Regions from separate parts of the Homo sapiens genome. Here region 2 is linked to region 1. Evidence: read pairs that join two places in POLR2A ChIA-PET (ENCODE). Cell type or tissue: Caco-2. All regions are shown on one strand. Each heading gives the region's core, and the rest is flanking DNA. Links, peaks and the distances in the headings are about the cores only.

The links. Peaks named below come from ENCODE experiments on the same cell type or tissue, not always from the same donor. Only the 100,000 strongest peaks of a DNase experiment are listed, where the experiment ranks them.
Region 2: POLR2A ChIA-PET joins it to region 1 with 6 read pairs; 3 of 35 experiments call an interaction of 5 or more read pairs at or near these places.

The regions. Positions count from the first base shown.
Region 1 is chr7:23,241,608-23,257,167 of GRCh38, reverse strand. GPNMB (glycoprotein nmb) reads right to left here and starts at 10,393. Exons shown (of 11, transcript NM_002510.3): 1 at 10,241-10,393; 2 at 3,709-3,861; 3 at 2,856-2,999; 4 at 103-276. The coding sequence starts at 10,310. RefSeq lists an enhancer at 8,822-8,941. In Caco-2, for the core only: no CTCF peak of the experiment used is centred there; no DNase peak of the experiment used is centred there.
Region 2 is chr7:23,493,220-23,508,779 of GRCh38, reverse strand. TRA2A (transformer 2 alpha homolog) reads left to right here. Exons shown (of 8, transcript NM_013293.5): 5 at 1,245-1,360; 6 at 2,514-2,642; 7 at 2,967-3,034; 8 at 3,211-4,000. The coding sequence ends at 3,221. Among named protein-coding and RNA genes, the nearest start is that of IGF2BP3, 31 kb to the right of the region's middle. In Caco-2, for the core only: no CTCF peak of the experiment used is centred there; a DNase peak (open chromatin) is centred at 11,469.

The sequences.
Region 1 (15,560 bases), core at 4,188-9,187:
TTAACTCTCTGTGTTATCATTCTCAATTATAGAGTAAGAAAAGAGAAGGTTGAAATTTTAAGGAAAGGTAAAGAAGAAGCTTAGGGGTTTGTAAAAGCCAACCAAGTGTGTGGAAGACGTAGATGAAATTCCATCTTCTCCATCCGGGGTGGTGAGGAAAAGGTTTCCCATCAGGGAAGACGTTATGATGGCTTTGGCCGGTGCCATTTTCCCCGTCACTGTCCTCTGACCATGCTGTCCAGTTGTAAACATACGGATCAGCAGATAAACCAGCCTCTAAACAGAGATAGAAACCAGCCATGAGTGTTATCTAGGCTCAGAAAACCCAATGTGCATGCATCACTGAATTAAACACTTTTTCGTATTTTTTTCATAACTAGTTTAAAAGTAGTTAGACAACTAAACACTTAATATGTAGAATCCATCCAATAGTATGCTTATGACTTGTGCACTTTTCTGAATTTGTTATATTTCAATGAAGGTTTTATACAAAGCAATTATTCAGAAAAATCCAATGTAGAGATATCATTTAATGTATTTTTCTTCCTATCGGGTTTTCAAGTCACAATCCTATTCAAATCAGAGATACTTTATCTTTTTATTTTGACACACCTCTTTCTGTAGGTTTTTTTCCTGACACACTTGACATCATGACTGTTTATTCATAAAGACTCCGGCACACATGTCTAAGAATAAGAGCATTGTCCTAAATAGCCCTGACACCATTATCACCCCAATCAAGGTTTGTATATTTGGCTATTTTTGATGCTTTAAATGATTTTTAAAATCCCTCTTTCTGTCTCTAGATGTAGATAGATATATATAGCTATCCTTATATCTACATATGATTATAGATATATGGAAAGAAGCAGTTATGACAAAGTGCTAAAATTGTTGAATCTAGGTGACTATAGTTAACAACAATTTGTTGTATATTTCAAAACAGCTAGAAGAAAGATTTAGGCTGGGTGCAGTGGCTCACACCTGTAATCCCAGCACTTTGGGAGGCCGAGATGGGCGGATCGCTTGAGGTCAGGAGTTCGAGACCAGCCTGGCCAACATGGTGAAACCCCGTTTCTACTAAAAATACAAAAATTAGCCAGTCATGCTGCATGCGCCTATAATCCCAGCTACTTGGGACGCCGAGGCAGGAGAATTGCTTGAACCTGGGAGGTGGAGGTTGCAGTGAGCCAAGATTGTGCCACTGCACTCCAGCCTGGGTGACAAAGTGAAACTCTGTCTCAAAAAAGAAAAGAAAAAAAAAAGAGAAAGATTTGGAATGTTCTCAGCACAAAGAAATGATAAATATTTGAGGTGGATATCCCAATCACCCTGATTTGATCACCATAAATTGTATGCATGTATCAAAATAACACGCATAGCCCAGAAATGTGTATGATTATCATGTATCAATAAAAAAATTAATCAAAAATGGCTGAAAGATCTGAATAGACAATTTCTCAAAAAAGTCATACAAATCACCAACAGTATATCACTGTTGGTGGGAATGTAAATTAGTACAACCACTATGGAAAACAGTATGGAGGTTCCTCAAAAAACTAAAAATAGAGCTACCATATGAGCCAGCAATCTCACTGCTGGGAATATATACAAAAGAAAGGAAATCAATCCATCAAAGAGATGTATGTATTCCTGTGTTGCAGCAGTATTCACAATAGTCAGGATATGGAACCAAATTAAGTATCCATCAATAGATAAATGGATAAAGAAAATGTGATGGAATATTACTCAGTCATAAAAAGAATTAAATCCCATCGTTTGCAGCAACATGGATGGAACTGGAGGCCATGATGTTAAGTGCAATAAGCTAGGCATAGAAAGACAAATGCTGACTGGGCGCGGTGGCTCACGCCTGTAATCCCGGCGCTTTGGGAGACCGAGGCGGGCGGACCACGAGGTCAAATGTTTGAGACCAACCTGGCCAACATGGGGAAACCCCGTCTGTACTAAAAATACAAAAATTAGCTGAGCATGGTGGTGGGTGCCTGTAATCCCAGCTACTTGGGAGGCTGAGGCAGGAGAATCATTTGAACCCGGGAGGCAAAGACTGCAGTGAACCAAGATCGCGCCATTGCACTCCAGCCTGGGTGACAAGGCAAGACTCCATCTCACCACGCCTGGCTAATTTTTATATTTTTAGTAGAGATGGGGTTTCACCATGTTGGCCAGAATGGTCTTGAACTCCTGACCTCAGGTGATACACCTGCCTCGGCCTCTCAAAGTGCTGGGATTACAGGCATGAGCCATGGTATCCGGCCATTAACTCCGTTTTTTGAGCATGTACCATTCTGACAAGATAATTTCCCTTGATGTATTTGCACCTTTGGTCCTCTTTAACATAGATAGAGAGCTTATTTCTTTCACTAAGAGCAAAGCAAAACCAAAATATACACATTTTAGCATTTGCGCCAGCTACACAGCATTTGCTTGAGAAATCCTTGTCAGCCTAAATTAGACTGATCAGCAAACATCTGTCAAATTGGCTATTCTTTGAGTAGCCAAAAGAGTTCCAAGTAATAAAAGCAAAATCTGAGACTCAGCAAGGTATTCTCTGTCCAGTCAACTGGACACTAAGGAAAAGCAGGAGGTGGTGATGTGGCTTTTGAAGAGGGCTCCAAGCAAGGGAGAGCCACTGGTTTGCTGCAGTAGGTCTGGCTGACGTTGATGTTGATGAAGGCACTGGGTAGGACCACACACTCACTGTCTCTGTCATCCAGCTCATGGAGTGCAGTGGCAAGGGATGAGATCAGCATCTGGCACTTACAGAAGCACCTGTGATCATTAAGGTTTAGAAACTGGGTCTCCAGTAGTTTAGGAGAATACTGTGTTCTTACCATTTCTGCAGTTCTTCTCATAGACTATGTTGCCATTGGCATCTTCCTTTTGGCATCTAGGGAATATCAGGTTCACCGCAAATGTTATATTTGAGCCCACGAGGGCTGGTGAGTCACTGGTCAGGACCGCCTGCACACGGCCTCCTAGGGTATAAAAAAGTGGGGCTCGATGATCCAGCATCTTTTTCCTTTCGTTCATAAACATTTAGAGCTAACTTTATTAATAAGGACCAGAGGACCCATATGCCTCTTTATAATATATTAAATTTATATTTTGTATTCCTCACTTTAGCTTTCAGAGTACAACACTCTAGAAGATAAATTAAAAAATAAATCAGACCAGTTAAGAATTCTCTAATCACAGCAAGAACATTTACCTATGATAATAAAACAAATCAGCTCTGTTGGGTTAAGGAGACAAGTTTTAGAAGTCTGCATTTTTAAATCTCGAAACCAATGGCTGAAGGATGCATTCTTTTATCTAAAAAGAAAGATTTTCCGTTTCTGATAAGCCACACCTTTGAGACAGTAAAAATGGCTTTGGGGTGACTGGGTTTCTGAAGATGATCATTCCCAGGTTGGCTAAATAGGTTTAAAGCTAAATCTGCTCACCCTTCAAAAGTATTCCAAGAGCTACCAATGTGGAAATTTCTAAGGAGATTACTTGTGGTTTAGGAAGTGATAGTGTTGGGCTAAAGAAAATATTGCCAAGTCCAGGTGCCTCCCCACTTGGTAATGAGAGCACTGTCATTCGTGGAAATGACGTGAGCCGTGTGATCTAAAAGGCTTTACCATCTACAAGACTTACTGAAGTAGGAAATTGCAGGTGTTTGGTTTGAATCTTTTGACTTACCCTTCCAGGAGTTTTTCCACCTCATGTCTCCCCGCTTCCACACTGGGTAGAGTTTTTCATTCCAGTCATTTTCATCAGAAGACCAGCCATTTAATTGATTGTGCTCCCTCATGTAAGCAGAAGGTCTTTCATTGCCCAGCACATCATGAAATCCTGTATCAATATTCGAAACAAATTCCATTCTTCATTTAGTAATCACCTCACAGTGGTTAAAGAAACTTTTTATTTCTTACTGTTGAAAAGCACATACATAATATATTCAGTGCATCAAGTAAACAGAGGGTGCTTTGTTTTTTAAAGGAAGTCTCCTGGAAATACCTTGATTACAAGCATTCAGACCCTATGTCTTTATGAACTTTAAATGAATCAAAGAAAAATTTTGAAAGTCAATATTTTTTAGCCATCACTTGGCTTCTCAATACACATCCTCTGAATATTTAAATTTGATACAATATTATTAGGAAAACACTGATGCCAATAATCTTCAGATTTTTGCATTTTTTTTTCCCATTCTGAACTACTCACTTGGCTAAAGGAATGCCAGGCTCAGGAATGCCTTCAAGATTCCAAGCGACACGTACTAGTACCAGGAAGTTTACTGATAAACAGCTTTTTAATGGTCTGTCTTGGTGAATGTTCCATATACTTTGTGTAGTCTACATTTGTTGGGTAGAGTGTTTTCTTTTTAAATGTCATTTATGTCAAGCTAGTTGATAGTGTTTTTTTGAATTTTCTGTGTTCCTACTGATTTTCTACTTGTTATTTGAGTTACTGAGAGAAAAATCTTGAAATCTCCAACTATATTGTGGTTTTTCCAATTGCCTGTTTCTTCTTCCAGTTTTTGCTGTATGTATTTTGAAGCTTTGTTGTCAGGTGCATACTATACATTTAGAATTGTTACAGCTTCTTGATGAACTGACCCTTTTCTCAATAAGAATTGATGCTCTTTATCCCTGGTAATATCCCTTGTTCTAAAGAATACTTTGATATGAATGCTTAGTGTTTAACTGGTATATCTTTTTCCATTCTTTTACTTTAAAAAATGTTCAGATTGATGTATGTTTCTACTCATCCTTACATTTTAAACCTGTCTGCATTTTTATATTTGAAGTGAGTTTCTCATAGAAAGCATATAATTGGATGTTTAAAAATCCAGTCTGGCAATCTCTGCCTTTTAGTTGCAGGGTTTAGATAATTCACATTTAATGTAATGATCAATATGATGAAATTTTAAGTGTACTACCTTGTTATTTGTTTTCTATTTGTTCCACTTGTTCTTTTTTCCTTCTTTTCCTGTACTCTTTGGAGTTACATTTGGATTCCATTTTATCTCTACAACTAGCTTGTTAGTGATACCTCTTTCACTTACTTTGTTCTGAGTGGTTGCTCTAGGTTTGTAATATTACAGTTCTTTTAAAAATCTTTCTAATCTTGAGTTAGTGTCTGCAATTTTGCCTTGCCTGACCAGTCTGGTGGTCACATGGTCTCTTTCTTTTGAGAATTGTAGCAGACTGGTTGGTTGCCTCCAAGAAGCTGTTTCCCGCCTGCACGCCTCCTCCTATTTTCCCCTTGCTGGCAGAGTTTCTACTCTAACAGTTCAAAATTCCAGAGTATCACTTCCTAGTTTTCCTTACAATTTGGGCAGGAGCAGATAGATGATTTGATCCTGGCCAGTGAGAGCTGAGAAGCAGTCTTCTGGGAACTTCTGAGAAAGGTTTTCCTCCTTTATAACAAGAGATATGTGAGAACAAACTCAATTTTTTCCTCCTCAGAATTGATTTTGGAGATGGTAGTGTAATGATGTGATGCCCAGAGCTATGGCAGCCATATTTAACTATGAGGACACAAATCTGAGGAAACAGCTAACACATTAAGGGTGTCAGAGTGGAAAGATGAAAAGAAATGGAGCCTTCAATGAAACTGTTGGGCTGTTGCTCTAGTCTTGCTTACCTCGGGACTGACTAAGATAATAAATGTCTTAACCTATTTTGTTACAGCCCAAAGCTCAATTATCTGTATTCCTCAGCCAATGGTCTTAAATTGTTCTCCCATTAATTTCTGTGGTTCTATGTCTTGGCCTGGCTATAGACTCTTGGAGGAGAGAAACTCTGTCTTGTTCTTCTCTTAAATCCTGGGAGAGATCCTCCATGAGGTGTGGTATTGAGTGGGTGCTCAGAGAAGCCATATTGGATGCATGTCTCTGACCTATTCCTTCTATTCCTCTTCTCTGGTAGGAGAAGGGAGCAACACGTTCCCTTCTTCTCCAGGAGGCAGAGAGAATGGGAAAGAGCAGCAAAGTCGGAGTCATGGAACATGTTTTCTAGCCTTGGTTCTGTTATTAAACAGGATGTGTGACCTCAGGCCATGTGTCTTCTCTGGGCCTTCACATCTGACAAAAGCCAAATGTCCTGTGATTCTATGAGATTGCTCCTATTTGGAAATAGACATTAAGTGAGGGGAGGACATTTGTGTTTATCAATAAGTATTTGTAATTGGAAATTCACTTGAGTCATATGAAAAGAACTAAGATTATTTAGTTCAAATCCCTTCATTTTATATATGAAGAAATTCAGGCCTAGGGAAATGATATGATTCACCTAGGGTCATCTTTAGTAGAAATCAAGATTCACATCTTTTGATTCCCAGGACAAGGACAAGTTCTTTCCACTGTTCCAGAGAGTCTTCCTCTTCCTCAGATCTTGAAAGAAAGTTATTGTTTCCAGGAACATAATCAAAACGCAGATTTCTCTTCCGATTTTAAATGTCAGAAGCCCAGGAAAAGTATAAACTTAAAAGGAGAGTTACAAGGGATAGGCACATAGGTCAATGGAATAGAAGAGAGAATCCAGAAATAGACCCACACAAGCATGCTCTACTAATTTTTTTTTTTTTGAAGAGATGGGGGTCCCACTATGTTGCTCAGGCTGGACTCAAACTCCTGGGCTCAAGTGATCTACCTGCCCCAGCCTTCCGATTAGCTAGGACCACGGGCAAGCACTACAGTGCCTGGCTTGATTTTGGACAAAGATGCAAAAACAAGCCAATGGAGGGAAGATAGCCTTTTCAACATATGGTGCTGTAAAAAAGCAAAAAGCATAGGTGAAATCTTCAGGATCTAGGACTAGGCAAGAATTCTTAGACTTGACATGAACACAACCCGTAACAGGAAATTGGAACTCATTAAAATAAAAAACCTTTGCTCTCTGAAACATGACATGAAAGAGGATGAAAAGGCAAGCTACAGACTGGGAGAAATTATTTGTAAACTACACTTCCAATAAAGGACTAGTATTTAGAATATATAAAGAATTTTCAAAACTCACTATAAGAAAACCACGGGATTCAATTAGAAAAATTGGTAAAAATTAATGAAATGATATTTCACCATTTCATTCATCTCATGGCAAATAAACACACAAGAAGATATTCAACATCATTAGCCAGTAGTGAAATATCACTATATCCCTATCAGTAAGACCTAACTAAAAAGCAGTGACAACATCAAATGCTTGCAAGGATGTAGAGAAACTGGATTGCTCACACATTACTAGTGGAAATGTAAAATGGTACAGCCACTCTGTTAGTTTCTTGCAAAACTAAACATGCAACTATCATACAACCAAGAAATTGTACCCTTTGGCATGCATCCCAGAGAAACAAAACTGATATTCTCACAGAGATCTGCACATGAATATTTATAGCAGCTTTATTCATAATAGCCCAAATTGAAATAACCCAGATGTCCTTTAATGGGTGAATGGTTAAGCAAACTGTGGTACATCCATACCATGGAATACTACTCTGTGACAAAGAGGAACAAACTATTGATGCAGTTACTTCAATAAATCAATAAAGTTCCAGGAAATTATGTTGGGTTTTAAAAAAAGCAAATCTCAAAAGGTTACATACTGGATAATTCCATTTGTATAGAATTTTGGAAATTACAAAATGATAAAAATGGAAACCAGATTAGTGGTTGCCAGGGACTGGGTGAGGTTTGGAAAGAGGGAAGTAGATTTGGCTATACATCTATAGCCATGAGAATACTTTGGTGATGGAGCTCTGCTGTGTTTTCACTGTATCAATGTCAATATCTGGGCTGTGATGTCCTGTTTTGCATGATGATACCACTGGGGCAAACCAGGTAAAGGGTGCATGGGGATCTCTCTGTATTATTTCTTACAACAGTATGTGAATCTATAAATACCTCACAATAAAAAGTTGAATTTAAAAATAAAGGCCGGATGCAATGGCTCATGCCTGTAATCCCAACACTTTGGAAGGCTGAGGGTGGGCGATTGCCTGAGCCCAGGAGTTCCAGACCAGCCTGGGCAACATGGCAAAACCCTGTCTCTACAAAAATTTAAAAAATAAAATAAACCCATCCGGATAAGGTGGCTCATGCCTGTAGTCCTAGCATTCTGGGAGGCCAAGGGAGGACTGAGCCCAGAAGTTTGAGGCCAGCCTGGGCAATGTAGTAAGATCCCATTTCTACAAAAAATACAAAAATTATCTGGGTGTGGTGGCACGTGCCTGTGGTCCCAGCTACTCAGGAGGCTGAGGTGGAAGATCACCTTTAGCCCAGGAGTTGGAGGCTGCAGTGAGCTGTGATCACACCACTGCACTCCAGCCTGGGTGAGAGTAAGACCCTGTCTCTAAAAAAATTGATTAAAAAAAAAAAAACCCAATAGTAAGCAGATTTTAAAAGAAAAATAAAAGCCTGTGGGGGTGGGTTTTGGGGGCAATCAATGTGAAGGTAAATTTGAGGTCGCACCCAGTGCTGCAGCCGACTCTGCCTCCACACTTTGGCATCCTTGCTGTGTCCACCAGCAGAGAGGTGGTGGCTGGGCTGCCTCCACCTACCTTGTCCACACTTTCTCCTTCCTTCAGGGCTACGAATGGAAAATGGTAGGAAATCTTTAGTGCTTGATACACTGCTACATTCTGCCTGCCCTTATTTTTTTCTGGGCAGAATATTTAGTCCAGAGCAAGGTGAACCTGGTGAATGGCTGGGTTTTGTTACACTGCCCAAGAGGCTGAGGACTCCTCTCGAGCTGACAGCGCTGATTCGGCCTCCTGCTAATCTGTTTTATTGAGCAGAGCGAAGTGGACTGGTGAAAGAGGGTGGAATAATAGCAGGTGTCCCCCATCGGGTCTATTCTGTGTTCCTTCGTCTTTAAAGTAGCCTGTCCTGGGAGGTATCCTGAGGGTGGGTGCAGGTCTGCCTCCGTAGGAACAATCCCCACCATGCACGTCTCTCACGCCAAGCAGCTGATCTCACAAGAACACAATTACCCAGTTTTGCAAATGAGGAAACGAAAACTCCTCGTTTTGAAGGAAATGAGGAAATGGAGCAAAGCCACTGGAGACCCAGCCCCTAGGCTGGCGGGGAGCCCGAGCCTGTCCAACCCCAAACCCGGGCAGGAAGGACAGAGGTCGGGATGGAAGGCTGCCTCCTCAACTTACCCGCTGTGTGGCTTGGGGCGAGTTCCTTGCCCACTCTGTGGCCCGTGGCCTCGTGTGGGAAGCGGGACCATCACAGTGCCGGGCTCCGCGGGCTGCTAGGAGGACGCGCGGCGCACTGCGGGCCGGGAACGTGCTGCGCGCTGACACCGGGTCAGCTCCCTGTGATGGGACTTCCTTTCCAAAAACGTAGGCGTTTTCCCGGGTCGCAGTCGCAGTCGGGAGACTGAGGGTTAGGGCGCGGCCGCGGGGTCTCCTGGGCCGGGGCGCGGCCCACGTCTCAGGCCTCTGCGGCTCTGACCAGAAGCCGCTGCGCCTTTGGCCGCTTCCCACCCGTCCCGTCCCCGCAATCCCAGGCCCAGGGTTACAGCGGCTCAGCTCTCTTCCTCTCGCGAATCTGCACACTGCTTCAGTGGTCTGGACCCTGGCTGCATAGGCAGATCCCAAGAGGAACTTTTAAAACAAGGATCCTCTGACCCCACTCCCAAAGATTCCGGTTTCATTGCGTGGGTATCAGTATTGTTAAAAATGCCCTGGCCTCTCCTGCCTGACCAGGGTAGAGAGCCTGGGCTTCAGCTCCTCTCCCAGCAAGCTCCTGCAGGTCTGTGAGGAAGCCCCGCAGGAGGAGCAATAGCTTCAGGGCTGGGGAGATTCGTAAATTTGCCTCCAGATTGGAGACCCCATTTCATGTGAGGTCTCCACCCTTTTGGATGGAAGCTGGACATAGTTTAGTTGGTGGAGTTGCTTTGTTCTGTGGCCGGAGGCTGTCCAACCCTCCCCCAACCACTGTCTGGCAAGAATGGGTTGCAATTGCAATGGAAAAGAAGCTTCACAAGAGAAGGGCAGCATAGTTTTTACTTTCCATGAGCCGAAAGCAAAGAATGGAGCTGGAGGCATTTTGCTGTAGTTTCAGCCTTCCCAACAGTTTGCAGAAGAAGAGATGAGTGAGCCAGAGATGAAAGCTTCCTGAAGAACTTCAGTCCAACCTCTAGTTCAGAGGATATTATTAGCCATCATTTCAGCCAATGGCCAGAGAATGGGTTAAACATAGAAATTAAGGGTTACTCACGTTTGGCGGCATCAAGTGGCAATCTTGCAGCCAGGAGCAGAAATCCCAGGAAATAGTAGAGACATTCCATGCTGAATTCTCACGGACGCAGGCACTCAAGGTTTAACTCTGAATTCCTCTGGGCCCGTCCACCAAGAGCAACAGTGTTCTTCTGGCATCTGTGGTGCCTCCCTCTCTATTTTAATTAAATACAGGGCCTCGGGGAGGATCATGTGATGGTATTAAGCGGCACTGCCTGATCTGGTCTCTCAAGTTCAACCTCTTACAACTCATGTGCTTATGACTCACTCCTTCTTGGCATCTATTTATTCACTTTTCAGATGCACATTATTTCAATTTTGTGATTCCACATTTACTAGATTCAAGGAGTTTTTTTCCTATAGACTCTATTTCAATATTCATTTTTTTTTTTTGAGATGGAGTCTCACACTGTCTCCCAGGCTGGAGTGCAATGGCACGATCTCAGCTCACTGCAACTTCCACCTCCCAGGTTCAAGCCATTCTCCTGCCTCAGCCTCCTGAGTAGCTGGAATTACAGGTGCCCGCCACCATGCCCGGCTAATTTTTTGTATTTTTAGTAGAGGCAGGTTTCACTATGTTGGCCAGGCTGGTCTCGATCTCCTGACCTTGTGATCTGCCCGCCTCGGCTTCCCAAAGTGCTGGGATTACAGGCATGAGCCACCGCGCCTGGCTCAATATTCTTTACCAAATAAAATTTCAATCCTCCAGCCTCACTGATTATCGACTTACTGTGGTTCCTATACTGCATCAGGCACCCAGCTCACGTTTAGAGTTCACAGTTACGCACCCTTTCCTAAGATGTAGTTGTCCACCTGCTCCTGTGCTCGTGATTGCTTGTATATTTTTTTCCTCCAAGAGGAAGCAAAGATGGGGGAGGTGTCTTATCAATCATTTGAAATTGTGGAATACATAAGTGGATGATAACATGAATGTTGTGCCAGGATGTGCTGGAAACAGCTGCCCAGGCCTCTGGTAGCTGAGAAATTTACTCAAAAGCACATTTAGAATATCTGTGCAATTCCATATAACTTTTGTAATAACCTGCATAATTTTTGGTAACTGCTCTCAAAGCATTTATGTGTTGCATTACTCAGAGCCAATTGCATAAAACGTTCTGTGTATTTTTTCATATTATAGAAAGCAGGCATTAAATGTACAAACAAGTGTGTCTGTAAGATAAATTTATACAGTCAAATCATTCCTGGTTACAGAGTATGCAGAAAATGTGGCAACATGAAAACTTTACCATATGTGACCTTTCTCAAACTCACATTCACATGGCCATTTTCAGTGCAGTAGAAACCTTGGTTGCAGGTGAGGGTAAAACTTGGGGTATTGATTTATGGTTCAGTGTGTCAAGGAGGAATGGAAATAGCCTATGAAACTAAAATCCATACAGCAGGAGTGGCTGACTTCCATCCCTAAGGCGGCAAACAACTCTGTAGAGTGCCTTTTACAGCCTTTGCAGCAAATATGAAGGGGAAAACAACGAAAGGAACACATTATTCATGACTGAAACAATTTTCAAATATTGATGAATAAAGGAATAATGGAAATACTTATTAGTTTCATGTAATGTAAAGCGAATAATGTATATAGTTATTTGCTTTTTAAATTACTTAAAAACTTTTTTTTTTTTTTTTTTTAGAGACAGGCTCTCACTCTGTTGCCCAGGCCGGAGTGCAGTGGCATGATTATAGCTCATTGCAGCCTTGAACTCCTAGGCTCAAGTGATCCTCCCACCTCAGCCTTCCAAGTAGGTAGGACTACAGGCACACACCACCACACTCGGCTAATTTTTTATTTGCTTTTTATTTTTTGTAGAGACAAAAATCTCACTATGCTGCCCAGGCTGGTCTTGAACTCCTGGCCTCAAGTGATCTTCCCACCTCAGCTGCCTACAGCACTATTTGCTTTTTATGACAAACACATAACTTTTACAATTAAAAAAAAACACCTTTTCAATTTAAGGAAAAGCTACTATTAACATTTTTAAAGATATTTTTGTCCTTTGTTGCAGACACAGTTCTGGCTCATATTTCTAGCCAGATTAGCCACCCCGTCTCTAAATAAATTGGAAGTGTTAAATTCTTCTGTAACAAAACCTTCGTTTTGTTTAGGGAGACACAATGATCAAATCAACTTTTATGTCTTTTTTCCTTCCCTGCACCATCAAAGAGAAGAGGCACTGATAGGACAAGAGTCAAAATGTAGGCAGCTGGACAGAGGTGAATAAGAGAACAAGAGAAAGATCTTCATTCCAAAGAACTACAAGTTGGATAATCTGTTTCTTGATAATCAATGGTTGATAATATATAAAGTAGTTAACTCTATGTAGGACTCAGAGACAGGGCCATTTTGGGTAAAGAATATTCTCAAGCCTGTTTGTTTGTTTTGGAAAGATAAAATTATACTGTAAAGAAAGTTTGAAATATTTTGTTGAAATAATTTTTTGAGCTGGTGTACTGATGTGTACCTGAAGTCCCAGTGACTTCAGAGGCTGAAGCGGGAAGATTGCTTAAGCCCAGGAGTTTGAGTCCAGCCTGGGCAATGTAGTGAGACTTCATCTCTTAAGAAAGAAAGAAAGAAAAAGAAAGAAAAGAAAGAAAGAAGGAAGGAAAGAAAGAGAAAGAAAGGAAAGAAAGAAAGAGAAAGAAAGAAAGAAAGAAAGAAAGAAAGAAAGAAAGAAAGAAAGAAAGAAAAGACAAGAAAAGAAAAGAAAAGAAAAAAGAAAAGAAAGAAAAATTGTTCCGTTCAGATCCTAATTGCCAGGTCTGGTAAATATATTATATGGCTGGGGGGATGAAGGTTGCTAATCAACTCGCCTTAAGGCAATTGAGAAATGAAAAGGGAAACATCTCAATTATCTGGAATTACAGATACAATTACTCTGTTCGGAAATGATGTGGAGGAAAGCAAAGAATAGTCAACTTTTTTTTTTTTTTTTTTTTTTTTTTTTGAGGCGGAGTCTCGCTGTCGCCCAGGCTGGAGTGCAGTGGCGCGATCTCGGCTCACTGCAGGCTCCGCCCCCCAGGGTTCACGCCATTCTCCTGCCTCAGCCTCCCGCGTAGCTGGGGCTACAGGCGACCACCACCTCGCCCGGCTAATTTTTTGTATTTTTAGTAGCGACGGGGTTTCACCGTGTTAGCCAGAATGGTCTCGATCTCCTGACCTCGTGATCCGCCCGTCTCGGCCTCCCAAAGTGCTGGGATTACAGGCGTGAGCCACCGCGCCCGACCAGAATAGTCAACTTTTGAGAAATGCCCCAAATTGCCTTCTCTTGGCTTCTGACACTCCTCCTGGTGGCCACAGTCCCGACTTGAGGAGCGATGCTTGAGCTGTGAGGACTGAGGCAGCCACCCCAAAGGAGACCTTCGAAATGGCAGGCAGCAGGCACACCCAGGAATCCCGGCAGGCTGCCAAGGAATTCACATCTTTAATTTTAGGAACTGCTCAGTTTAAACTGGTATTTGAACTGTCTCCAGATTTACTAAGCTTTGAAATTACTCTCCTACCAAAATGTTTTTCCTTAGTTTTTCAGGGAAAGAAAAAAAGGAATTAACATCTTTAATTTTAGGAATTGCTCAATTTAAACTGGTGTTTGTAAGCAAGATCATAAAAATTAGTTAAGATCCTTTTCTCCCAACACATGGTCAGAAACTTGGAGTCTGAAAACAACACAAATTTATGATCTTACATTTCTGGAAGCCGAAGTGTGAAATGGCCTCACTGAACTAACATCACAGTGTTGGCAGGGCGGCTCTAGGGCAGAATTGATTTCCTTGCCTTTCCAGCTTCTAGGGGCTGCCCACATTTCCTGTCTCATTGGCCCCTCTGTCTCTGGCAGCCCTCTGGCACTGATTCCCACGTCTCCCTCTCCCACTCACAAGGACCCTTGTGATTATACTGAGCCCACCTAGATAATCTGAAATCATCTCCTTGCCTTAAGTCCAGCGGATTAGCAACCTTCATCTGCTCCTTGCCATATAACACATTTACAGGTCCTGGGGGTTAGGATGTGGAAGTCTTCGGGGACCATTATTCTGTCTAGCACAGTTATACAGCAGACGACATGGTAAAAACAATTTTTTTTAATTTTTATTTTTAGAGATGAGGTCTCACTATGTTGCCCAGGCTGGACTCGAACTCCTGGGCTCAAGCAATTCCCCCTCTTCAGCCTCTCAAGTCGCTGGGATTTCAGGTGCACACCATTGCACCAGCTCAACAAATTCTATTTTTAAAGAAAGCATGTGATGGAAGCAGTGATGGAAAGTACCTCTCACAGGTTACAGACTTGTTGAAACAAAGCTTTGATATTTGGCAGAACAGAAAGGCAAGAACAAACTACAGGTAGAGGAATCAGTTCAAAAAGAGAGACAGCTCATGTGACTGCCCTGTCCCAATGTGGGCGTTTTTACATGTCATAATCAGAGTCATGGATTTCAGATTTAAGCATTAGCCAATGACTCAGAGACTTCTGCTTTGTGTATAGTTCTTCGGACTCTCCTGTCTGGGTATTCTCTACATGAATGGGTAATCAAAATCCCTTGTTTCCAGGTTTACTAAGCTTTCAAATTACTCTCCCACCAAAATGTGTTTCCCTGGCTTTTTGGAAAAAGAAAAGAAAGCGAATCACAGGCCAGGTGCAGTGGCTCATCCCTGTAATTCCAGCACTTTGAGAGGTGGAGGCGGGAGGATCGCTTAAGTTCAGGAGTTCAAGACCAGCCTGGGTAACATAGTGAGACCCCCATCTCTACAAAAAAAAAAAAAAAGAAAGAAAATTAGCCAGGCATAGTAGTGGATGCCTATAGTCCCAGCTACTCGGGAGGCTGAGGTGGGAGAATCAATGGAGCCCAGAGGTCATGGCTGCAGTAAGCTGCAATAGAGCCACTGCACTCCAGCCTGGGTGACAAAGTGAGACTCTGTCTCAAAAAAAAAAAACAAAAAACATCACAAAGGTTAGTGCATCCTTTTCAGTCACCTTTGCAATGACAATGGCTACTGTGTTTTTAGCCTGTTTTTTCACCTGGAGGAATTTGATACTGGATGCAGGCAAAGGGGTTTTCTTCTTGGAGTGCTGGCTACAAACATTTTTTTTAAAAAAGGACTCTTCTCATGGAATTAGTGGCTCCATTTGAAATGGCAAAGAGCAGTACGTATAGAAAAATGTGGATGATGGCCGGGCGCAGTGGCTCACGCTTGTAATCCCAGCACTTTGGAAGGCCAAGGTGGGCAGATCTGAGTTCAGGAGCTTGAGACCAGCCTGGCCAACATGGTGAAACTCCATTTCTATTAAAAA
Region 2 (15,560 bases), core at 8,574-13,573, 250 kb before region 1:
GCTTACGCCTGTAATCCCAGCACTTTGGGAGGCCAAGGCAGGAGGATCACAAGGTCAAGAGATCGAGACCATCCTGGCCAACATGGTGAAACCCCATCTCTACTAAAAATACAAAAAATTAGCTGGGCATGGTGGCGCATGCCTGTAGTCCCAGCTACTTGGGAGGCTGAGGCAGGAGAATCACTTGAACCTGGGAGGCAGAGGCTGCAGTGAACCGAGGTCACGCCATTGCACTCCAGCCTGTGCAACAAGAGCGAAACTTGGTCTCATAAATAAATAATAAAATGCATTCCATTGAATGGAATACTGTTTAGACCCCTTCTCTACCAAGAATTTTTGTTTTAATTAGCCGAGCATGGTGGCACAAACCTGTGGTCCTAGCTACTTAGGAGACTAAGGCTGGAGGATTGCATAAGCCAAGAAGTTTGAGGCCACAGTGAACTATGATCCACTGCCAGCCTGGGCAATGGAGTGAGACCTCCTTTTTTTTTTTTTTTTTTTTTTAATGACCTTTAGTTTATGGGACACTCTTACGGAGAAATATTTGTGGATACATAAAAATTGTGTAGTTTTTATTAGTTTATTATACTTTTATTAGTTCAGTCTCAATAAAAGGTTGAAAGGCATTACGATAAATTTGTTCTTGTCTGTTTATATCATTTCTTCTTGGCTGCTCACTGAGTCTTAATCAGTGTACTAGACTGCAAACTAAAGAATAAGATTGGGGGCAGGTTATAAAAAGAACATGTATAAAGCTTAGCAAACCCTTTTTAATGTTCTGAAGTCAGTCTTTGTAAGTGAAATCGCTGGAGACTAGAAAGTATGAAATGGCAGTCTACCTGGGCAACCTACAAAAAATTTAGCTTGAAAAGACTTCAGTCTCCGCTCCCCTGTTGATCTCATGGAGTGGGGAATGGGAATTGAACCAGAACTGGAAAATTATTTAGGAAAGTTTGTTAACTACTCTTTGTTGATCTCATGGAGTGGGGAATGGGAATTGAACCAGAACTGGAAAATTATTTGGGAAAGTTTATTAACTACTCTTTCTGCTGAGTAAATTTAAATGTGTTCTGGACATTGTTGAGGTCTAGAATTGTCTATACAATGCCCTGTACAAGCTACATTGCTGTCATTTTCAAAATCAGGAGTTTATTTGGATTACATATACTTTGTGCTTAATTTTAAGTAATGATTACTTCAAGACTGGTGAATTATACGTGACTTTTTGTGCCTGTTCTTTATAGGCTATGGAAAGGGCAAATGGAATGGAGCTGGATGGTAGAAGAATTCGGGTGGATTATTCTATAACCAAGAGAGCGCACACACCAACACCAGGCATCTACATGGGCAGACCAACTCAGTAAGAGTTCAAGTTTCCTAAGCTAAACTATGAAATCCACCAGAAATATGTGCAAAATTTTGATTACTCAGAAACTTTTTTCCTATAATTAGAATTGATTCTGGCAAGGGGCAACATGGCAAAACCCTGCTTCTACTAAAAAAAAATAAAAAATCAGCCAGGTGTGGTGGCACATGCCTGTAATCCCAGCTGCTCGGGAGCTGAGGCACAGGAATCACTTGAACTTGGGAGGCAGAGGTTGCAGTGAGCCTGGGCAACAGAGTGAGACTCTTTCTCAAAAAAGAAAAAAAACATAAGTAGGGGTTTTGATAATGTTTTTAAATATACAACCCTCCTGGCTGGCTCACGATGTTCATTTGCCGGGCGCAGTGGCTTACACCTGTAATCCCAGCACTTTGGGAGGCCGAGGCGGGTGGATCACGAGATCACGAGATCGGGACCACGGTGAAACCCCGTCTCTACTAAAAATACAAAAAATTGGCTGGGCATGGTGGCAGGCACCTGTAGTCCCAGCTACTCAGGAGGCTGAGGCAGGAGAATGGCATGAACCCCGGAGGCAGGGCTTGCAGTGAGCCGAGATCGCACCACTGCACTCCAGCCTGGGCGACAGAGCAAGACTCCGTCTCAAAAAATAAAAATAAAATATACAACCAAAGGCAGTATTCACAGAGGTATTTCTTGGGAATAAAAGAAGGAATATAGTCATTCCTTGGTATTCTCTTTGGTGTCCAGAGTTACTTAAAAATTCTTGGTGTTTATTGCCTTTTAGTCACAGGGATACACCTTTTATTCATTTATTTATTTATTTACCAGTCTCATTTAGCAGTAGGAATGCATCTTAGCATTTTTATACTGCTGCTCAACACAGTGCTTCATCGTTTCAATTTGTTGAAAAGATTTTAATTTGGGCAGTGCATTAGTAGAAAAGCAGTTAATAGTTTTGAGAGTTTTGTGAAGCCCTTCTTGATTATGTATGTAGGGAATAAGGCAAACCAGAATACCATGGGAGTCAGTAAAATGAGATACGGAGGCAATTTCTCATGAAAGGGATGTTCTTCCTCACTTTTCTCTTTTTTAAGCCATTCAATTTGTATTAAAGTGTCCTGGAAAATAGTCATTCACACTAATGGAGAATTTTTACATTTTTCTGCAGTAGTGGTGGGGGTGGTGGAGGAGGCGGCGGCGGTGGAGGTGGAGGTGGTGGCAGACGTCGAGATTCTTACTATGATAGAGGATATGATCGTGGGTATGACAGATATGAAGACTATGATTACCGATACAGGTAATGTTTTAACTTGAGCTTTCTGTTCTAAATTAGATGATAGTAGTGTTACTTGGCACTTTTATGTTGGATACATATGAATAAAAACTTGATTTTTAAAATAGATCATATATGACGCCTTTGGGAGCAGAAGTTAGCAGTCTGTATATGTCAGTATTTTGTTGTGCTATATACTTTTCTGGTCTCATTGGCAGAAAGAGAACTTAATATTAAGTAGTTATCACCTTAGGTACATTATTATTTTGAATGATGAGGAATTTTTATTTTCATCTGCCTCAGTGGAGTGATTATATAGTATGCTAAGTAATCTTTCATTTCTTACAGAAGACGATCACCTTCTCCTTATTATAGTCGATATAGATCACGATCAAGATCTCGTTCCTACAGCCCAAGTATGTGAACTTTACTTTTGTAGCATAAAAAACCTCATTTCTAATTAATGGCTTACTTTAGAATATTAGAGTATAAGGTGGAAGGTGGCAGTTAATAGTTGGAAAAATATGAGGCAAATTAAACTATAATTGTTAACTTTTTTTTTTTTTTTTTTTTTTTGCTTTTTCTCTTTTAGGACGCTATTGATAACGGAATGGTTGCAATTAAGGACATTTTTTTTCCTCTTTTTTTTTTTTTTTTTTTTAATTCTGAGATTTCCCCAAGCTGTGGATTCTTCCTACTCCTTAAGAAAAAAACTTTGGTTTATTTAGCATCTACACTTTTGTCAGTTGTGTTGCTGTTTTCCACCCATTTTATTATACTCTTAAAAGATGTAATTGTTGTCATTTTGAACAGTTAAACATCTTGAGTATAAAAAGAACCCCAATGTTATGTTATGCTTTGTAAATTTTTTTTTTTGCTTTTACCTAGATAAACTTCTAGCTAATCAAATAAGGAAAGAAACTGTCTTTTTAAAGCTTCTTTTGTGTTAGATACTGTATTAGAGATCTGCATTTATCATGAGTTCCTTTTTTTTTTTAACTTTATTTTTGGGAAAGTAACACATGAAGTAGTTCAGTCATGTCAGGTTTGTCTGGGGTGGAATGGAACAGTCAGGTAGTTGAAAGTTTTTTTTTAGAGATGAAAAGCTTGTGAACTCCTGTAAAACATGCTGTATTTGAAATACATCTGTTAAAACTTAAAAACTAAAGTGTGATTTTTTTTGTTGTTGTTAAGTTTATTGAAGTTTATTCCCTTAATCAGTGAAGGACAACCCTTATTTATTACCTAGAGCAGTTGTATAATTCGCTGTTAGAAATTTTGGTATTGGGACAGTGGATAAGCAGGTTATCACATAGCATAGAATTCTTAAAAGATACATGTGGGGAAAAGTAGTCTCAAATAAAAGCTAATTTCTTTGAAAATGGGATTGTCTCTTTATTGTGGTACCATGGAGAAATATGATTGAGGAACTGGTCCTTCCTTTTCCCTCACATCCCCCCAGTGTGTATTTATATGAAAGTTTACCCATCCTGAGTTTTAACTTCCCAATATTTCTCATTTTTAAAAATATTTTTTCTTACACTAGAATGTTATTCCTTGTCTTTTCTTTGGTTCTTTTAAAACCCTTGTTTTTCTTCTCTTTTGGGGGAGACCGAATTGTAAATATTGAGAATATTCAGTACCAGCACCATGCTGAAGGAAAGATAGGTAGCTAATACCTTTTTTTTTTTGAGACGGAGTCTTGCTCTGTCACCCAGGCTGGAGTGCAGTGGCGCGATCTCGGCTCACTGCAAGCTCCGCCTCCCGGGTTCACGCCATTCTCCTGCCTCAGCTTCCCGAGTAGCTGGGACTACAGGCGCCCACCACCACGCCCGGCTAATTTTTTGTGTATTTAGTAGAGACGGGGTTTCACGGTGTTAGCCAGGATGGTCTCGATCTCCTGACCTTGTGATCCACATGCCTTGGCCTCCCAGAGTGCTGGGATTACAGACGTGAGCCACTGCACCCGGCCTACTTTTTTTTTTTTTTTTTTTTTTTGGAGACAGAGTCTCGCTCTGTTGCCCAGGCTGGAGTGCAGTGGCGTGATCTCAGTTCACTGCAAGCTCCACCTCTCTGGTTGACGCCATTCTCCTGCCTCAGCCTCCCAAGTAGCTGGGACTACAGGCACCCACCACCACGCCCGGGTAATTTTTTGTATTTTTAGTAGAGGGTTTTCACCATGTTAGCCAGGATGGTCTCGATCTCCTGACCTCGTGATATGCCCGCCTCAGCCTCCCAAATTGCTGGGATTACAGGCGTGAGCCACTGCGACCGGCCTATAGGTAGATAATATCTTAAGAAGTCTAAATATATTCCAGTAGGAAACACACTTAAATAACTGTAATGTAAAAGAAGAAGAGGGTGTTTCAAGTGACCTTTAAAAAAAGGTGTTGGGCAGCTGGGCGTAGTGGCTCTCACACCTGTAATCCCAGCACTTTGGGAGGCTGAGGCGGGCGGATCACGAGGTCAGGAGATTGAGACCATCCTGGCTAACACGGTGAAACCCCGTCTCTACTAAAAATACAAAATAATTAGCCAGGCATGGTGGTGGGTTCCAGTAGTCCCACCTACTCAGGAGGCTGAGGCAGGAGAATCACTTGAACCTGGGAGGCAGAGGTTGCAGAGAGCACCACTGTACTCCAGCCTGGGCAACAAAGCAAGACTCCATCTCAAAAAAAAAAAAAAAATTTACTGTTTGAAAGTCCTGTCCTTTTTAAGTATATTTTGTGACTAGGGAGCTGAGCTCAGTAGTGTGCACCTGTAGTCACAACTAGGGATGCTGAGACAGAAAGTTATTTTGAGCATAACTACTCAAAATAGAAATAAAAGCTTAGATATTTCTGGACCTCCACTTTTTCTGTTTACTATTAAGATCTAAATGTGGCCGGGCACTGTGGCTCACACCTGTAATCCCAGCACTCTGGGAGGCTGAGGTGAGTGGATCACCTGAGGTCAGGAGTTCAAGACCAGCCTTGCCAACATGGTGAAACCCCATCTCTAATAAAAATACAAAAAAAATTAGCTGGGCATGGTGGTGGACACCTTTAATTCCAGCTACTTGGGAGGCTGAGGCAGGAGAATCTCTTAAGCCTGGGAAGCATAGGTTGCAATGAGCTGAGATGATGCCATTGCACTCCAGCCTGGGCAACAAGAGCAAAACTCCATCTCAAAGATATAAGTGTTTTCAACTGGCGGGTAAGAAAAACTGCTGCTGTTGGTTCTCTAACTTCTTACAACGGTGGTTCCCACTTAATCTTATTTAGGTCCTGGAGCCCTAAAAAAAAAATCTGAAAAACCTGCAGTCTGTCTTCCCAGAAACACTTGTGTGAAACGTTCTGGTGTTTTTGTGTTGAGACAGGGTCTCACTCTGTCACCCAGGCTGGAGTGCAGTGGTGGGATCACAGCTCACTGCAGCCTCGACTGCCAGACTCAAGCAATTCTCCCACTTCAGCCTCTCAAGTAGCTGGGACTACAGGCGCACGCCTTCATGCCTGGCTAATTTTTGTACTTTTTTGTAGAGAAGAGGCTTTGCCATGTTGCCCTGGCTGGTCTCAAACTCCTGGGCTCAAACAAATTGACCTCCCTCAGCCTCGAAAAGTGTTGGGATTACAGGTGTGAGCCACCACGTCCAGCAGAGTATTTGGCTTTTAAATTATAATCTTGTGCATAGAATAAGATCTATAAGAATATACACCAGGGGCCGGGCTCACGCCTATAATCCCAGCACTTTGGGAGGCTGAGGCAGGTGGATCACGAGGTCAGAAGATCGAGACCATCCTGGCTAACATGGTGAAACCCCGTCTCTACTAAAAAATACAAAAAATTAGCTGGGCGTGGTGGCGGGTGCCTGTAGTCCCAGCTACTCGGGAGGCTGAGGCAGGAGAATGGCATGAACCCGGGAGGCGGAGCTTGCAGTGAGCCGAGATCACGCCACTGCACTCCAGCCTGGGTGACAGAGCAAGACTCAGTCTCAAGAAAAAAAAAAAAAAGAATATACACCAGCCTGGGCGTGGTGGCTCACGCCTGTAATCTCAGCACTTTTGGGAGGCCGAAGGCAGGTGGATCCACCTGAGGTCAGGATTTTGAGACCAGCCTGACCAACATGGTGAAACCCCATCCCTACTAAAAAAAAAAAAAAAAAAAAAAAAATTAGGCATGGTGGTGGGCACCTGTAATCCCAGCTACTCAGAAGGGTGAGGCAGGAGAATCACTTGAACCCAGGAGGCGGAGGTTGCGGTGAGCCAAGATGGCACCACTGCACTTCAGCCTGCACAACAGACGGGGACTCCGTCTCAAAAAAAAAAAGAATATACACCAATCTCCTCATAGTAGTTACCCTGTGGAGTGGTAATCTGTGGAGAGAGGAGGTAAGATGAACATTCATAAAACCAATAAAACAGTTTTATGCTGGGCACTATGTTGCCTATGCTGGAGTTCAGTGTCTACTCACATGATCATAGGACTCCTGCACTCAAGCAACCCTATTGCTTTGCCCTCAAGAGTAGATCTGTGTGCCACCAAGCCTGGCCCTTGCTTGTTTAGGCTGTCATTGCTTATCAATGTTAGAACTTTTTTTTTCTTTTTTGAGACGGAGTCTTGCGCTATGGGTTGCCCAGGCTGGAGTGCAGTGGCACGATCTTGGCTCACTGCGACTTTCATCTCCCGGGTTCAAGTGATTCTCCTGCCTCAGCCTCCCGTAGCTGGAATCACAGGCATGTGCCACCACACCCAGCTAATTTTTGTGTTTTTAGTAGAGATGGGGTTTCACCATGTTGGCCAGACTGGTCTCGAACTTCTGACCTCAGGTGATCCACCCACCTTGGCCCCCCAAAGTGCTGGGATTACAGGCATGAGCCACCGAGAACAGTTTGAATTGCACAGCAACTTGAACTATTACACACAAATACATATTGCTTTGCTGTGGCAATTAAAAGCCCAGCATTTTAATGTATTCCTATCCCTGATGTCACACTTAATGCTTTGGGTTTTTAGTATGAATTTTCTTTTTCCCTCCCAATTAAGTTAAAATTAAATGAATCAAATGGTCAAAACTAGTGCATATTTTTATTCTATGAAACAATTCAGATACTTATTGACATTAAAAGATCAGGGGAGGAGTCTTTGAGCATACTCTGGCTAGGGAAGCTGCTCAATAATTGGAAAAAAAAAAAAAGAAGTGTAACATCCATAGGAGTAATGAATATAGAAAACAAGGCTGGGCACAGTGGCTCATGCCTGTAATCCCAGCGCTTTGGGATGTCAAGGTTGGCAGATCACCTGAGGTCAGGAGTTCAAGACCAGCCTGGCCAACATGGCGAGACCCCGTCTCTACTAAAAATACAAAAATTAGCTGGTCATGGTTGGGGATGCCTGTGATCCCAACTACTCAGGAGGCTGAGGCAGGAGAATCACCTGAACTCAGGAGGCAGAGGTTGCAGTGAGCTGAGATCATGCCACTGCATTCTAGCCTGGGCAATAGAGCAAGACTCTATCTGAAATAAATAAATAAATGTGGGGGAGGCCTTTTTTTATTTTTTAAAAAAAGATGGGAGTTACCAGGCGCAGTGGCTCATGTCTGTAATCCCAGCACTTTGGGAGGCCGAGGCTGGTGGACCTGGGGTCAGGAGTTCGAGACCAACCTGACCAACAAGGTGAAATCCCGTCTCTACTAAAAATACAAAAATTAGCCAGGCATGGTGGCAGGCGCCTGTAGTCCCAGCTACTTGGGAGGCTGAGACAGGAGAATTGCTTGAACCCAGGAGGTGGAGGTTGCAGTGAGCCAAGATGGTGCCACTACACTCCAGCCTGGGTGATGGAGCCAGGCTCTGTCTCAAAAAAAAAAAAAAAGATGGAGTTATACAAAGGAAAATAAGCTTATATACTCAATTATTTACAACACAAAATTATTTTAAAATGACTATCCTATTCACCCGTCAGAGGTGAGAGAATGGATACATGGGTAATTGAGGTACTAGTTTTAGACTGTTACGGAGTATGGCTGCAATCATTAGGAAAAATTCAAAGTATATACAGAGAGAGGAAATGGGGAGTTAGTGTTTAATGGGTATAGTTTCAAGTATGTATATCAAAAAAAAAAATCCACATATATGTAGTTTGTTGCTACATAACTGTTCCTGGTGTACTCTGCAATTTGAAAGTTGTAAAATGATTAAGTAACCAATGAGGTAACTTCCTTGCTTTGTGACTGCTGCACAGAATGGTGCCTGGCATGGAGTAGATGTCCAGTAAATATTTGCATAGATGAATGAGGATAGAGGAGTAATTTAAAGAGCTAAAGTGTAAGGGCAGTGTGACAGAAGGGATCTAGGCTGAAAATAATCGTGACAACCCTAACAAAGGTTAAAAATCACTTTTAGTAATCTGTGTAATGAGGGAAGAAAAATGGCAGTTTAATTATCATTAAAGTGTTGGTGCTTAAGTTGCCTTAAAAATTCATTTATGGTGGGGTGCGGTGGCTCACGCCTGTAATCCCAACTCTTTGAGAGGCCAAGGCAGGCGGATCACGAGGTCAGGAAATCGAGACCATTCTGGCTAACACGATGAAACCCCGTCTCTACTAAAAATACAAAAAATTAGCCGGGTGTGGTAGCATGCGCCTGTGGTCCCAACTACTTGGGAGGCTGAGGCAGGAGAATGGCTTGAACCTGGGAGGCGGAAGTTGCAGTAAGCCGAGATCATGCCACTGCACTCCAGCCTAGGCAACACAGCAAGACTCTGTCTCCAAATAAAAAAAGAAAATTCATTGATATGGAACACTGGGATCCCTGATAATGTCAGATAAGTTAACCATTCTATTTGACATTCACAAGAATATCAAGTGCAAACATGTCACAATAGGCTGGGCGTGGTGGCTCACGCCTGTAATCCCAGCACTTTGGGAGGCCGAGGCAGGCAGATCGCCCGGGCTCTGGAGTTCAAGACCAGCCTGACCAACATGGAGAAACCCCGTCTCTACTAAAAATACAGAATTAGCTGGGCATGGTGGCTGATGCCTGTAATCCCAGCTACTCGGGAGGCTGAGGCAGGAGAATTGCTTGAACCCGGGAGGTGGAGGTTGCAGTGAGCTGAGATCACGCCATTGCACTCCAGCCTGGGTAACAAGAGTGAAACTCTGTCCCAAAAAAAAAAAAAAAAGAAAAAGAAAAAAAAAGTCACAATGGAAAATGTTCTTTTTTAAAAACTTAAAAGGGATATGGATTTATATTCTTTTTTTGAGATGGAGTCTCACTCTGTCGCCAGGCCCAGGCTGGAGTGCAGTGGCGCAATCTCAGCTCATTGCAACCTCTGCCTTCCGGGTTCAAGCGATTCTCCTGCCTCAGCCTTCCGAGTAGCTCGGGACTACAGGCGCGCGCTACCACTCCCAGCTACTTTTTTCGTATTTTTAGTAGAGATGGGGTTTCACCAATTGGCCAGGATGGTCTCGATCTCTTGACCTCGTGATCCACCCACCTCAGCTTCCCAAATTGCTGGGATTACAGATGTGAGCCACCATGCCCAGCTGGATTTATTTTCAAATACTAACAAAGCTATTGATACATTATTTTCACAAACTTCCAGCTGAAATGTAGCATTTCCTTCAACAATGAATGTAGGCAAAGTTTCAAACCTTTGTAAAGGCATACACATATATTTGTAATCAAACTTTTAATAAAACTTTTTTTGTTTTTGTTTTTTGTGTTTGTTTTTGTTTTTGGAGACGGAGTCTCACTCAGTCGCCCCGGCTGGAGTGCAGTGGCGTGATCTTGGCTCACTGCAAGCTCTGCCTTCCAGGTTCATGCCATTCTTCTGCCTCAGCCTCCCAAGTAGCTGGGACTACAGGCACCCGCCACCAAGCCCAGCTAATTTTTTTGTATTTTTAGTAGAGACGAGGTTTCACCGTGTTAGCCAGGGTGGTCTCGATCTCCTGACCTCGTGATCTGCCCGCCTCGGCCTCCCAAAGTGCTGGGATTACAGGCATGAGCCACCGTGCCTGGCCAAAATTTAACATTTTAAAGTACGATTTGTATGCTTTGGTTGTTCTTAAGGTAATTTAGAGTTTATACTATTTTTTAATAACAAATTACTAAATTTGTTATTAAAGTGCAAAGCTCAAATGAAGAAAATGAAAAACATTTGTTGTCTTTTATGTATGTATCCTGAATTCATATTACTGTATGGGAAAACCTAGTACTATAAATATTTCAATCCTTACCTTCAAATGTATATTATTGTGCACTTCACGGAGTTAGAGTGAGAATGCTATGTTCAGCAGGGTGTCTTAAGTTAAACATTCAGACTTAGAAAACCGTTAGTCCACATTTGGCATATTCACTTAGAAAAATACAGGATAGGATGCAGCAAGTAGGGCAGTGCCAGGCATTCCACAGGGATCCTTGTAGCAGTTCACGCAGCAATACAACTTAGGTCTGAGATGTGAGATCCACATCACGCAAGTGCACAAGACACCTGGTTTTAAAAGTTTTATGACCTGTTACCCACAGGCATAGCTTCTAAGCTTCCTGAGACATATGCCTCTTATGTCATTGCACTTAAGATGTAGGGTCTCCATTGGATACTTTAGTTTCTCCCAGTGAAGACGCAATTTACCAGTCAAATCATTTTTACCACAAGCAATGTTGTAACACAGTTGACATACTAGCCTTATCAGGGTGCCAGAGAAACAACTAGAAATTTAATGAAAGGCCAAATTCCCACACAGAAGGGGAAAGTTCTTATTAAACAGTTTATAGTAGTCCCTACAAGATTTGGGGCTGGGGGCGGGGAGTTCAATGAAATAGTACCAAAGGTCACATGGAAGAATGTACTTAGAAATGAATAAACAATCAGGAATAGAGTCCAGACTAGATCCAAGTACCTATGAAAACTTACATGGGCTGGGCGTGGTGGCTCATGCCTGTAATCCCAGCACTTTGGGAGGCTAACGCAAGAGGATCACGTGAGCCCAGGAGTTCAAGACTAGCCTGGACAACATACTGAGATCCCCATCTCTACAAAAAATAAAAAATTACCTGGGTTTGGTGGTGCATACCTGTAGTCTTAGCTACTTAGGAGGATGAGGTGTAAGTTGAGCCTGGGAGATCCAGGCTGCAGTGAGCCATGGTTGTGCCACTGTACTCCAGCCTAGCTGACAGAATGAGACCTTGTCTCAAAAAAGGAAAGAAAACATACATACTTAAATGATAAAGGTAGCATTTTATTTTTATGGGAAAATGACAGATCAGTAAAGAATGGTATATGGCTATTTGGAAGAAAATAGATTTAGACTCTTGCTTCATACAATATTACAACAATACAAATTATAGGTGGGTTAATATATAAATGTAAAAAAACTATATGTTATTTGGCAACCATGATAATAATAGTTGATAAGGCAAGACTCTGATTGGTACTAAAACTAGTACATAAAAATTTCAGGAATAGGCCAGGCGTGGTGGCTCACACCTGTAATCCCAGCACTTTGGGAGGCCAAGGCCAGTGGATCACCTGAGGTGAGGAGTTCAAGACCAGCCTAGCCAACATGGTGAAACCCCGTCTCTACTAAAAATAAAAAATTAGCCGGGTGTGGTGGCACACACCTATAGTCCCAGCTACTTGGGAGGCTGAGGCAGGAGAATCGCTTGAACCTGGGAGGCGGAGGTTGCAGTGAGCCAAGATCGTGCCACTGCACTACAACCTGGGCAAGAGTGAGACTCCGTCTCAAAAAAAAAAAAAAAAAAAAAAAAAGGAATAACAAGGAATTTATATAATCTGAAAATATATCTTCACAAGCTATTACAAATAAGAAAAAACTTTGGGCCAGGCGTGGTGGCTTACGCCTGTAATCCTAGCACTTTGGGAGGCTGAGGCAGGCAGATTGCCTGAGTTCAGGAGTTCGAAACCAGCCTGGGCAACACAATGAAACCCTGCCTCTACTAAAAATATTTTTAAAAATTAGCCAGGCATGGCAGCATGCCCCTGTAGTCCCAGCTACTCGGGAGGCTGAGGCAGGAGAATTGTTTGAACCTGGGAGATGGGTTGCAGTAAGCCAAGATCACGCCACTGCACTCCAGCCTGGGTGACAGAGCCAGACTCCATCTCCAAAACAAAAACAAAAACAAAAACCAAACAAAAAAACTTTGTAATTTTACACTGGAGAAACCTGGCATATCAAACCATGTGATTAAAGTTAATATCATCAGTAATGGGAATAATGGATATCATGTGCTTCCTGATGCACTAAAGACATTGGTGATATTTCACAAAAAATAAGTATAATCACTGCTATAATCAGAAAAAATCAGATACCCCCCAAAAGAGAAGCAGTCTAAAATAACTGACTTGGGAGCTTAAAAAATTTCAATATTATAAAAGTTAAAGACAGGAATATTGCAGATTAAAGGAGACTGAAAAGACATGATAACTAAATACAAGCCATGATCTGGGGTTTTTCTTTTTAAATTCTTTTTTTGAGACAGAGTCTCGCTCTGTTGCCCAGGCTGGAGTACAGTGGTGTAATCTCGGCTCACTGCAACGTCTGCCTTCCAGGTTCAAGTGATTCTCCCACCTCAGCCTCCTGAGTAGCTGGAATTACAGGCACATGCCACCACGTCCGGCTAATTTTTGTATTTTTAGTAGAGATGGGGTTTCACCATGTTGGCCAGGCTGGTCTCGAACTCCTGAACTTAGGTGATCCTTCAGCCTCAGCCTCCCAAAGTGCTGGGATTATAGGCGTGAGCCACCACACCCAGCCATTTTTAAAACTCTTTTTAAAACATGATTTGAAAGATAATTTCATTTTCAATCGTAGGGAATTATACAATCATTTGTTAGCCATTCTTCTATCCCCCTCCCATTTTTTTTTTGAGAAGAGTCTTGCTCTGTTGCCCAGGCTGGAGTGCAGTGGTGCAATCTTGGTTCACCGCAACCTCCGCCTCTTGGGTTCAAGCAATTCTCCTGCCTCAGCCTCCCGAGTAGCTGGGATTATAGGCACGCACCACCACGCCCAGCTAATTTTTGTATTTTTGTAGAGACAGGGTTTCATCATGTTGGCCAGGCTTGTCTTGAACTCCTGACCTCAGGTGATCCACCGGCCTCGGCCTCCCAAAATCCTGGGATTACAGGCGTGAGCCACTGTGCCTGGCTATCCCCCTCCCTTTTTTCTTTTTTTGAGACTGTGTCTTTCTCTGCCCAGGCTGGAGTACAGTGGTGGGATCTCTGCTCACTGCAGCCTCCACCTCTCAGGCTTAATTGATCCTCCTGCCTCAGTCTCCCAAGTAGCTGGGACTATAGACGTGTGCCACCATGCCCAGCTCATTTTCGTATATTTTTTGTAGAGTCAGGGTTTCGCCATGTTGCCCAGGCTGGTTTCAAACTCCTGGACTCAAGTGATGCATCTGCCTCGGCCTTCCAAAGTGCTGAGATCACAGGCATGAGCCCCCGGACCCAGCTATGCGTCTCTTTAAAATCAGATTTATTGAGGTTTAGTTAATACACATAAAATTGACTTTTTTTAAACAAAATCTTCCTTTGAACACAAAAAATCCACCACTTTGAGAGTAATATTGTAATGTTTTGATTAAATGTACACAGGGTTTACATCATTTTTTTCTGTAGCACAAGTCCAATAAAGGATACATTAATTTGTAATCTACTTTGACAGCTACAAAGCAGAAATCTTTCCATATAAGTTATTCTTAGAACTTCTTTAGTACCGAGTATATTTAAGTCAATTGTATGAATTGACTTTCAAGACAGACTGAATTGGTGTAAAAAAAAGAATGTTAAATTCTATTTTAAGTAAAAGTTAACTAAATTAAGCCCTCCGTAAACTAAGGCTTACTCTACTTTTATTTATTTACTGGGAGACAAGGTCTCGCGCTGTTGCCCAGGCTGGAATGCAGTGGTGTGATCATAACACTGCAGCCTCGGCCGAGCATGGTGGCTCACACCTGTAATGCAAACACTCTGGGAGGCCGAGGTGGGTGGATCACCTGAGGTCACGAGTTTGAGACCAGCCTGGCCAACATGGTGAAACCCTGTTTCTACTAAAAATAACAAAAGTTAGCCGGGCATGGTGGTGCACCTCTGTAATTCCAGCTACTCGGGAGGCTGAGGTGGGAGAATTGCTTGAACCCAGGAGTTGGATGCTGCAGTGAGCCGAGATGGTGCCATTGCACTCCAGCCTGGGTGACAGAGCAAGATCCTGTCTCAAAACAAAAACAAAACAAAACACTGCAGCCTCTAATTCCTGGGCTCAATCCATCCCCCTTCTTCAGCCTTCGGAGTTGCTGGGACTACAGGTGCTGCCACCACTCTCAGCTAATTGTTCAATTTTTTGTAGTGACAGGGTCTTTCTATGTCGCCCAGACTGGTCCTGGTTTCAAGCCATCCTCCCGTTTTGGCCTCCCAAAGTGTTAGGATTATAGGTGTGAGCCACTGCACCCAGCCTACTGTACTTTTAGATGACAGATGTGTGTCATGAGAAAACAAAGTGCTAACCAAATTTTTATTTTTATTTATTTATTATTTTTTGAGATGGAGTCTTGCTCTGTCACCCAGGCTGGAGTGTAGTGGCATGATCTCAGCTCACTGCAATCTCTGCCTCCCAGGTTCAAGTGATTCTCCTGCCTCAGCCTCCCCAGTAGCTGGGACTACAGGCGCCCACCACTACGCCCGGCTAACTGTTGTATTTTTAGTACAGACAGGGTTTCACCATATTGGCCAGGCTGGTCTTGAACTCCTAACCTTGTGATCCGTCCACCTCGGACTCCCAAAGTGCTGGGATTACAGGAGTGAGCCACCGCACCTGGCCGTAACCAAAATTTTATTTAGTGAAACAATTTTCATTCTACGGCCTTTAGTGAAACAATTTTCGTTCTATGGCCTTTAGTCTATAGAGAGATTTAGAAAATGCTCTACAATTTCCACAGTAAAATGCAATTA